Regions from separate parts of the Homo sapiens genome. Here region 1 is linked to region 2. Evidence: chromatin loops called from intact Hi-C (ENCODE). Cell type or tissue: PC-3. All regions are shown on one strand.

Evidence for each region. Peaks named below come from ENCODE experiments on the same cell type or tissue, not always from the same donor. Only the 100,000 strongest peaks of a DNase experiment are listed, where the experiment ranks them.
Region 1: it touches region 2 in a loop (3.0-fold over the local background); 1 of 110 quality-filtered maps calls a loop at or near these places.

The regions. Positions count from the first base shown.
Region 1 is chr14:72,635,741-72,640,740 of GRCh38, forward strand. All of the region lies in intron 8 of DPF3 (double PHD fingers 3), which reads right to left. Among named protein-coding and RNA genes, the nearest start is that of MIR7843, 120 kb to the left of the region's middle. In PC-3, no CTCF peak of the experiment used is centred here; DNase peaks (open chromatin) are centred at 571 and 2,461; H3K4me3 peaks cover 886 bases; H3K27ac peaks cover 3,326 bases.
Region 2 is chr14:72,744,144-72,749,143 of GRCh38, forward strand. The region is part of intron 3 of DPF3 (double PHD fingers 3); the gene reads right to left. Among named protein-coding and RNA genes, the nearest start is that of DPF3, 150 kb to the right of the region's middle. In PC-3, a CTCF peak has its summit at 1,936 (motif pointing right); DNase peaks (open chromatin) are centred at 1,598 and 1,988; H3K27ac peaks cover 858 bases.

The DNA.
Region 1 (5,000 bases), 110 kb before region 2:
ACAAACTGCTATGACATGTGTCTCTTACATTATGATCCTTATTAAAAGAGTTTTTATTTTATTATCACCGGTATTTAATTTGGACTAGGCTAAGCCACATCACTGATTGAATTAGGGCTCCAGGAAAAAAAATTATCTTCCTAGGTATGCATTGAAAACATAAATAAAACAAATATAAATAACTTTGGAATCAGCATGGTCTATTATTTATTCATTGTGAAATTATAAACATCTAATTATACTTTATTACCTTATTTATCAATGTTGATCTCTTAAAAGCTAATTTCTCAGGCAAAGAGAACTTAAATATCCATGGTTCTCAGGCAAGTAAATGCAAAACTCAAATTGTGCTCCTTATTCTGATGCTTGGTTTACAGAAATTGTATTACATAAAATACATAGAATCAATTCCAACCCAAAATAGCGCCAAAAACAAGTCTCCATGGGCATTCATTAGAAAATAATTTGGCTCAAATTTCAAATAGTTCTCTATATTCTCATACACATATAAAATTCCTGGTATTTACAAATTGCAAATGTATATATGAAGTTTTAGCTAAAGCATTTATGCAAAGTATAGTCATATCTGAATCATCATGCTACAGGGTAATTTGAGAAGAAAAATTATTACTAGTTCTCTTTGGGAAGCCATCTCATTCAATCAGATCCATTCATTTTCATTCTCTCACTCCTCTCTTCTCTCTTTCTCTTCTCTCCCTCTTCTGTCTCTCTCTCTGCCCCATTCCCTCCCCCTCTCTTCATGCTCCTCCACTTTGAGACCCAGCTTGGCAGGTGGAGAGAAGGAGGCTCAGTCATTATATTGAATCTGTAAAGGGGAAAGGGATGGACCAATTCTGAGCAATCAAAAGTTCAACTCCTTTATGTATATACTATGGCAAGTATGATAACTGGGCACTGCTGCTTCACATAATTATTTCTCAAGCCCTGCTTTGTAAACCTTCTGCAAAGGTCTGCAGGTTCACCTCTATCTGCCCCCAGATGTTACTTCTAATGCTGAAGACACCTGCAAATCGATGATCACAATGGCACTCCAGAGGCATCTGAATGGCTCCCTTTTTCTCTCACCATTTTTATTGCACTTCAAAGAGGACAAAGAAGAGAAAGAGAATGGAAAGGACAAATACCAAACAAACAAAAATGCATTAAAAATAAATGATAGCGTGAGCTGTGTGGCTGCCCTTTCTTGGGCAAAACACCTTCCTGTGCATCCAGCTCCACTCCTCTTAGAGGTTTGTTTATCCTCTCCTCCAGTTGTCAAGGTCTGTGGCACCCAGGAAACACATGGGATGCAAGCCCCAGGGGCTATTGCACCAGTCATTCTTATAAATAACCATACAAAGCACATTCATGCAAGAGTATTACGGGCACTTTTAATAGGCTAAACAGCCAAGGGCTCATGGCGCCATTCTCAAATGGTCCTAGAAATTCCCCAAGTTTTCGTGGTCAGGTGTGGTCCAAGGTGGAGTCTCTAGGAAGTGGATCTACACCTGTCTATAAGCCTGAGGGCATACATCATGGTTGGTCTTCTTAAAGTGAAATAATGGGATAGGGAAGCCTTGACCTGGATTTATACAATTTACTCGACTCAACTTGGGGCCAATGCACAGCACTAGGAATACGTTGAGAGTCATAGTAATGACCCCAAAGCCCCTAATTAGTCACTGCAGCTGAGGATCAAAAATAATTTATTCATTTATTCATTCCTTTGACAGTATTTGTTGAATATATAAATATGGCAGGCACTCTTCCAGGTACTGGGGATATAGCAGTGAGAAAATCCAAACCCCTGCCCTCAATTTACAACTGCCACACTTTGAGATATATTACAGCACCTGAGTCCTTTGGACAAGTCAATTGACTTCTCTAGCATTAGTTTTTCAATATATTAAGTTAAAGCATTGGAATCTGCTATCCATGAAGCTGTAGCTTTGTCTATGCCACCCAAAAATGGTATTTTTAAAGATACTACTGATCCCCAATTGCCCATCTGCTTGGTGGGATAAACAAGCCTTCTAAAGTTTGCCAGCTAAAACTGAAAGTTAAAAAAGAAAAAAACTAAGAAAGAAATTAAAATAGCCAGTAAGTCCTTCTAGAATTCATGTCAACTTTCCCATATTGACCAGCCCAGTCCGATCCAATGTCGACACAACAAAAGATGGCCAAGACAGAAAGCAAAAGAAATCTAGAAATCTAAAGGACTTTTCATCAACCATACCACCCACCGCCATGCAATAAGTTAGGCCTATACAGATGAGCTGTCATAAACTGAAGGTAGACAGAGGCCTTGGGTAAGGTTCCATCGATGAGGAATATTAGATCTGGGATGAGCTAGGTTGAGCTGCTGTGTGACAGCTGCAGATATTGCCAGGCAGGAAGTGACTAAGAGAAGAGGGTCATCGGTATGAGCAACTCTGGATGACTTTCCTTTTAAATGCTTCTCTGGATTTGTAGATTGCAGGCAACCAGCTGCCCAAAGTGATTCTTGCCCCACAACAGTGTGTGAAGGTCAGGCGGCTGAATCATTGCCCAGAGCCCAACATCAATTTTAGATGCCAAGCCTTGACATTTGCTGTGCATTCCAGGCCTCTCTGGACCTCAGGAGCATCCAACCATGGGACCTGGCTAAAGGCTCTGTGTTTTCTTTAGGAAAATGAGCCTGAAAAAGAAACCATTGCTTAGATTGGAAACCCTGTAATCCCTGTACTTCCTACTGTCCTGAGTACATCCAGGAGAATTTCAAAATGTCTGTAATTGATGTATAGCTGGTGGAAAACAGCAGTGATTGGTCAACACTTGATTGCCCATGATCCTCCAACTGCTGATCATCCATGAATTAGAAGATGAATTCATGAGTGGTCTAAGTTCTTGAGTTGCCTGAGGACCTTTGAAGTAGCATTCTAATTTTTTCTTCCAAAAAATATTCCACAGAGTTGTGCTAAGTCAAAAGGAAAAAATGCTTTCCTATCCTTTTCTACGTGAGCCTGGGAAGCAATCATAGAAGTACCTAGAAGTAGAGGACTGACAGTGTACTCATGACACTTAGACACTTTGTTTTACATTTTTTTTTTTTTTTGAGACGGAGTCTTGATCTGTCGTCCATGCTGGAGTGCAGTGGCGTGATCTTGGCTCACTGCGAGCTCTGCCTCCTGGATTGACGCCATTCTCCTGCCTCAGCCTCCTGAGTAGCTGGGACTACAGGCGCCCGCCACCATGCCTGGCTAATTTTTTGTATTTTTTAGTAGAGACGGGGTTTCACCGTGTTAGCCAGGATGGTCTCGATCTCCTAACCTTGCGATCTGCCTGCCTTGGCCTCCCAAAGTGCTGGGATTACAGGCATGAGCCAGTGCGCCATTTTTAAATCATTTTAGTCTAATTTTGAGTGTTCTTGTGGACTTTGCAATCTACCCAATTGTGATCAGATTCTCATAGAAAAATAATTCCACTTAATTTGGCAAAATTCACTGAGCACCTGTTCATTGCCAGGAACTGTACAAGGTGCTGAAGTTTCAAAGAGGAATGAGGCATGACTCCTGCCTTGAGGAGCTCAGTTTGGTAGGTGTGCTAGGCAGTCTCTGGCGTGGCTATCAATGAAGGACACCATACTCTTTTGTCATTCTCCCCCCTTGAGTGTGGGCTGCACTAAATGACTCACCTCAAACTAGTAGAATATGGCAGAAGTGATGAGATGTCACTTATAATATTAGGTTATAAAAAGACTGCAACTTTCATCTTCCGAATCCTCTCTTATGCTTTCTCACTTACTTGCTCTAAGGGAAGCCAGCTGCTATATTGTGAGATGCCCTACAGACAGGTCCATGTGGCAACATATGAAGGAAGGCCTCAGTGCAGCAGCCCAAGGGGAACTGAATCCTGCCAGAACCCACACGTGTGGGCTTGGAATTGAATTATCTCCCAAGTGAGCCTTCAGATGAGACCACAGCCCCAGCTGACAACTTGACTGCAACCCAAGGGAGGCCTTGGGCCAGAGGCACCCAGATAAAACACACATAGATTCCTGACCCACAGAAACTATGAGATAATAAGTGTTTGTTGTTTTAAGCTGTTGAGTTTTGGAGTAATTTCTTACACAGATAACTATTATATATAGAGAGAGAGACTCTTTTAAATGACTATAATACAATGTGATAAGTGCCATAATAGGAGAATGAATGAAGTTCCTACAGATAAGGAAGCAATAAATAATGCTGGAGAGGCTCAGGGAAAGCCACTGAGAGGAGGTAGCTTTCAAGCTGGGCCTTAAAGGATAAATAGGAGTTTTCTAAGTAAAAAAAAAAAAAAAAAAAAAAAAAAAAAAAAAATGGAAACAGCATTACAGGGAAAGGCAACAGCAGGAAATATAAGGTGCATGGTCCACTCAGGCAAAGCAGAGTAGCTCAAGGAGAGCAGGGAAAAGAGGAATTGCAGGAGATGATGCTAGAAAGGTATGAGGAAAGATTATGAAGAGCCTCTTATGTAGGCATGAGGATCTGAATTTAATTCTGTAAACAGTGGGGACTCCTCGGAGGTTTTTAAGCAAGAAACTGATGTGCTTGTACCCATGCTTTAGAGAGATGAGTCTGGTGATAGGTCAGAAGGCAGATGTGTTGGAGATGGCTGGGGAAGGGGGACCAGTCACTAAATCCATCTATTCAATGAGTTTGTATTGAGCACTTGCAATGTGCCAGGTGCTGTGATAGATGCTGAGCAATGGAAAACAGACAAAATCCTACCCTTCTGGAGCTTACACTGTAATGAGGGGCATTAGTCCAGGGCAGATCTAATAATTGTGGGGATGAAAGGAGGAAACATTTGAGAGGTAGAATTGGTCAATAGGACGTGATACCTGCTTGAATATGTGTGTGAGGAAGAGGCAGAAGTAAAAAATGGCATCAAGATTCCTAGGTTGGGCCACAGAGTAGATGATAAAACTGTTAGCAGAGATGCGACTTGCAGAGTATAACAATGGATTCAAACTGGGC
Region 2 (5,000 bases):
AAATAATAAAGAAACAGAAGAGGGATGGTGCATTTACCACACTGAAGGGGTGAGGACAGCAGGACTGGGAGTCACTCCAGGAGGGAATAATTTCACCCAGGAACAAATGACTCGATGTCAGCCAAGACCCAGCTCCCCACTTTTTTTGAGCCAGGGCCTCCCTCTGTCACCCAGGCTGGAGGGCAGTGGTGCAATCATGGCTCACTGCAGCCACAACCTCGCGGACTTCATTGATCCTCCTACCTCAGCCTCCCTAGTAGTGTCACCCTACAGGTGCCCACCACCACACCTGGCTAATTTTTGTATTTTTTGTAGAGACAGGTTCTTGCCATGTCACCCAGGCCCAGCTCCCCACTTTCCAGCCTGAAAGGTCCACTCATCCCACATGAGCAAAGTGCTTCGGGGGACTGAATCAGAAAAGGATGGTTCTGTGGCACTGTCCTCAGATCTTCTCCAACAGCCCTCAAGATTCTTGAACGTGCACCCCCCACTCTTTGCCCTGACCTGGTTTCCTGACACAGCTCCGCAGACCTGAGCTCAGAGAAAACTCTGACCCTCGTTACCCCTGGACTTCGTTGCTGAAACCTGCCCATCACTGCTGGACTCAGGCAGGGACAGAAAGGAATACAGGAGGGACAAGCTGAATGTTGGCATAAATTTTTTGTGACATCTCCTCACTGTCCATAGGAGAGTCTGACGTGGAAAGAAACTCATGCCTTGAGACAATTCTGCTCCAGGCCAGTGGCCCCTCAGTCTCTTGAAGAGCAGGCAGACTATTCTCCCTCTTCCCGGAGGAGATGAGGACATGTCAGGGTGTGCTGACGGCAGAACCCAGGTGGGCTTCAACAGTACTAGGCAAAACTAGATTCCTGAGCATCCTCTGTCAAGGGGAGGTCACACCAGGAGGCTGGGAGGGAAGATGAGGAAAAGACAGGCATCCTCAGGGGGTGGGTGTGGAGGGGCACCATGGGTGGGTGGGTTGGTTGGTTGGGTTCTTTCCAACATAACTCAGCCTTCCAGTTTCCATAAATTTAAAGAGATGCAACCCAGGATGGACAAATTATCGTTCTTCAGCAAGTTTTGCCCAGAGGATTATATACAATGTTGTACAATTTGCTTTTTGTTGTGCAATTTGTTTTTTTTCGCCACTTAGCAATATATCTTTAACATCTCTCCATATTTTTTTTACTCATTCTTTTAAAGGACAAAATAATATTCCATTCATAGAATATACAAGTACTATATATTTAACTAGTCCTCATCAATGGATCTTCTGGAAGTTTCCATTCTTTGTTGTTATTACAAACCATGCCACAATAAAAAATATATACCCAATATATATTATATGCATATATTCATTTATAGAATAAGTTCCTAGCAATAGAATGTCTAGGTCAAAGAGCATGTGTGTTTTAAATACTGGTAGGTACTATTCATTGTACCTCAAAAAGGTCATACCAATTCCGTTGCAATGTGTAAAAAAGAGCCTCTCCCTCCATCTCCATCTCTGTTTCCCTCACCTGCTCCCCTCTCCTTGGGAAGGTCAGCCTCAGTCCACCCAGCTAATGATCCTCACCTCCTAGGAATTTGCAGCAAATTCTCCAGAGACTCTGGCCAATGACTCTATCCTGAGTCACGCGCGAAGTATCAGCCAAAAAACTGAGCTCTCCTTGAGCCCAAATCAAATGGAATAAAAATAAGAGATAGTTATTTTAAAATACTGTCCGAGTTAGCCCTGTTAACCCTCCTGAGGGAGGACATACCCCCAAAAAAGGGAGGAGTCCTCTCAAGTGGAAACTGCATTTTATGAATGATGAGGGCAGAGCCTCTGGAAGTTGGGCAGGTTGTGCCCTCAAAGGGACCCCCACCAGGTGCACAGAAGAGGGGCTGAGATCTAGCTCGTGCTCTACTAACCCACCAGAAAGGGCATCATACGTTTTGTAAACGTCCACCCCCCAGGGGGCACCACCCTCCACTTTTGCACAAACAAAACCATATGTGCTAGTCAAGGCCCTGGATGAAGTCACTCTTCTGAAATTTTGGCCTGTGCAAAAAATTCAAATGCAAACTTGCATCACCTCTGGGAAGACAGTGGGTACATTTCTTTGGCTGCGCTGTTTCTCATTCTCTAGATGGGCCCTGGCTGCTTGGAGGTACCAGGCTGAGGCTCGTTACCACTGACTCCAGGGCACTCCGACGGCCTCTTCATTCACCACCCGCAGCTGCAGGCTGGCATGGTGGTACATTCTGGGAGCCAGGTGCAGCCCCGGCTGTTCAGACTCAGAAGAGGATTGGGAAATGACAAGCATCTGCCCTAGGGTTTGTGGGGGTTGTTTCTGTGTTTTTAGCAGGCCTAGTAGTAGGTCTGTTTACCCAAAGAGGGGAACAAGTTCCTCTGAGAAGGTGCTCTGCCATGTGACAGTCACGCATTCCAGCCCCGGCTGTTCATTGCTTCTCAGCATCTGGGGGCTGGTGTGGAGGAATAAGCCTGCCTTGGGGGAACCCAACTTTTCCCCCGAGGGCGGATAATTGCAAAGGCCAGCACCTGTCTCTGCAGATGGGGTCCTTCCCCGGGACCCTGCCCATCCCTGGGGTGGACTTTCACCACTGGAAACCTGGTCTAGCCACTTCTGCCTCATGCTTGGGCAGAGGCTGAAGAAGCCTCTCAAATGATCACAGATACAAGACGCCATGTGCAGGTGGGGACTTGGCTATGGCAAACCGCTAGCCCTAGGTTCTTCCTTTCCCTTCCCCTCACATGTTACGGCAGGCCCGACAACGGGGCATGGCCAAAGCAGGCTGTGAACTCAGCTGCTCCACGTTCACCCACAGGCCAGGCATAAACACTGGCAGGCCCGTGTGCCCAAAGTAAATGTTTTTAGGCAGAAGGCACAAACACTCAAGAAATAGCTGCCTGCCTCAGTCCCACCAACATGGGCTCCTCAGATACATGAGCAGCACAACAAATTCTTCTTGGCTCTGTCCACAGTCTGATTTCTCTCACCTCTAAAATGGGCTCACAACCCTCTTACCTCTTCCTTCCCTCTCTACCTTCCAGGGCTATGGTAGGGACCAAGGAGCTGACATGAAAGAAAATGCTGCATGAACTACAGCATGCTCTTCGGACTCTGGTTATGATGATGATGATTAACCAGAGTGTCCCATCCCCTGGGTGGCAGCAATTGGTTGTGGGGGGGTAATAACCCCAGCCAGCTAATCTGTCCTTCCTAGGTCTTCTCTGCCACAGCTGTTGAGGGTGACTGCCTTTCTGCTGGGTGTGGTATGTGCTGAGACTGGAGCTGCTGGCAGCCCCCTCACTTACCCTATGAGGAGAAGAGAGTGTTAAAGGTACAGAGAGACTGGCTGGGTGTGATGGCTGATCCCTATAATCCCAGCATTTTGGGAGGCCCGAGGCAGGAGGATTGCTTGAGGCCAGGAGTTTGCAACCAGGCTGGGCAACATAGTGAGACCCCCGTCTCTACAAAAAAAAAAAAAAAAATAGCTAGGTGATATGGTTTGGCTCTGTGTCCCCATCCAAATCTCATCTTGTAGCTCCCATAATTCCCACGTGGGAGGGACCCAGTGGGAGATGATCAAATCATGGGGGAGGGTCTTTCCCATGCTGTTCTTATGATAGTGAATGGGTCTCACGAGATCTGATGGTTTTAAAAACAAGAATTTCTCTGCACAAGCTCTCTCTTTGACTCCTGCCATCCATGTAAGATGTGGCTTGCTCCTCTTTGTCTCCCCAGCCATGTGGAACTGTAAGTCCAATAAACCAGTTTCTTTTGTAAATTGCCCAGTCTCAAGTATGTGTTTATCAGCAGTGTGAAAACAGACTAATGCAGTAAATTGGTACCAGTAGAGTGGGGCATTGCTGAAAAGATACCCGAAAATATGGAAGCAACTTTGCAACTGGGTAACAGGCAGAGGTTGGAAAAGTTTGGACGGCTCAGAAGAAGACAGCGAAATGTGGGAAAGTTTGGAACTTCCTAGAGACTTGTTGAATGACTTTGCCCCAAATGCTGATAGTGATATGGACAATAAAGTCCAGGTTAGGGTGGTCCCAGATGGAGATGAAAAATTTGTTGGGAACTAGAGCAAAGGTGACTCTTGTTACATTTTACCAAAGAGAATGGGGGCATTTTGCCCCTGCCCTAGAGATTTGTGGAATGTTGAACTTGAGAGAGATGATTTAGGGTATCTGGTGGAAAAAATTTCTAAGCAGCAAAGCATTCAAGAAGTGACTTGGGTGCTGTTAAAGGCATTCAGTTTTATAAGGGAAGCAGAGCATAACAGTTTGGAAAATTTGCAGCCTGACAATGAAATAGAAAAAAAAAATCCATTTTCTGAGGAGAAATTCAAGCTGGCTACAGAAATTTGCATAAGTAATGAGGAGCCCAATATTAATCCCCAAGACAAAGGGGAAAATGTCTCCAGGGCATGTCAAGGGTCTTCACGGCAGCCCCTCCCATCACAGGCCTGGAGGTTTAGGAGAAAGAAATGGTTGTGTGAGCCAGGCTCAGGGTCCTTCTGTTATGTGCAGCCTAGGGACTTGGTGTCCTGTGTCCCAGCTGCTCCAGCTGTGGCTGAAAGGGGCCAACATAGAGCTCAGGCTGTGGCTTCAGAGGGTGCAAGCCTCAAGCCTTGACAAATTCCATGTGGTGTTGAGCCTGTGAGTACACAGAAGTCAAGAACTGAAGTTTGGAAACCTCTGCCTAGATTTCAGAAGATGTATGGAAATGCCTGGATACCCAGGCAGAAGTTTTCTGTAGGGGTGAGGTCCTCATGGAGAACCTCTGCTAGGCAGTGTGAAAGGGAAATGTCGGGTGGGAGCCCCCACACAGAGTCCCACCTGGGGCACCACCTAGCGGAGCTGTGAGAAGAGGGCCACCATCTTCCAGATCCCAGAATGGTAGATCCACTGACGGCTTGCACCTTGCACCTGGAAAAGCCGCAGACACTCAATGCCAGCCCATGAAAGCAGCCAGGAGAAAGGC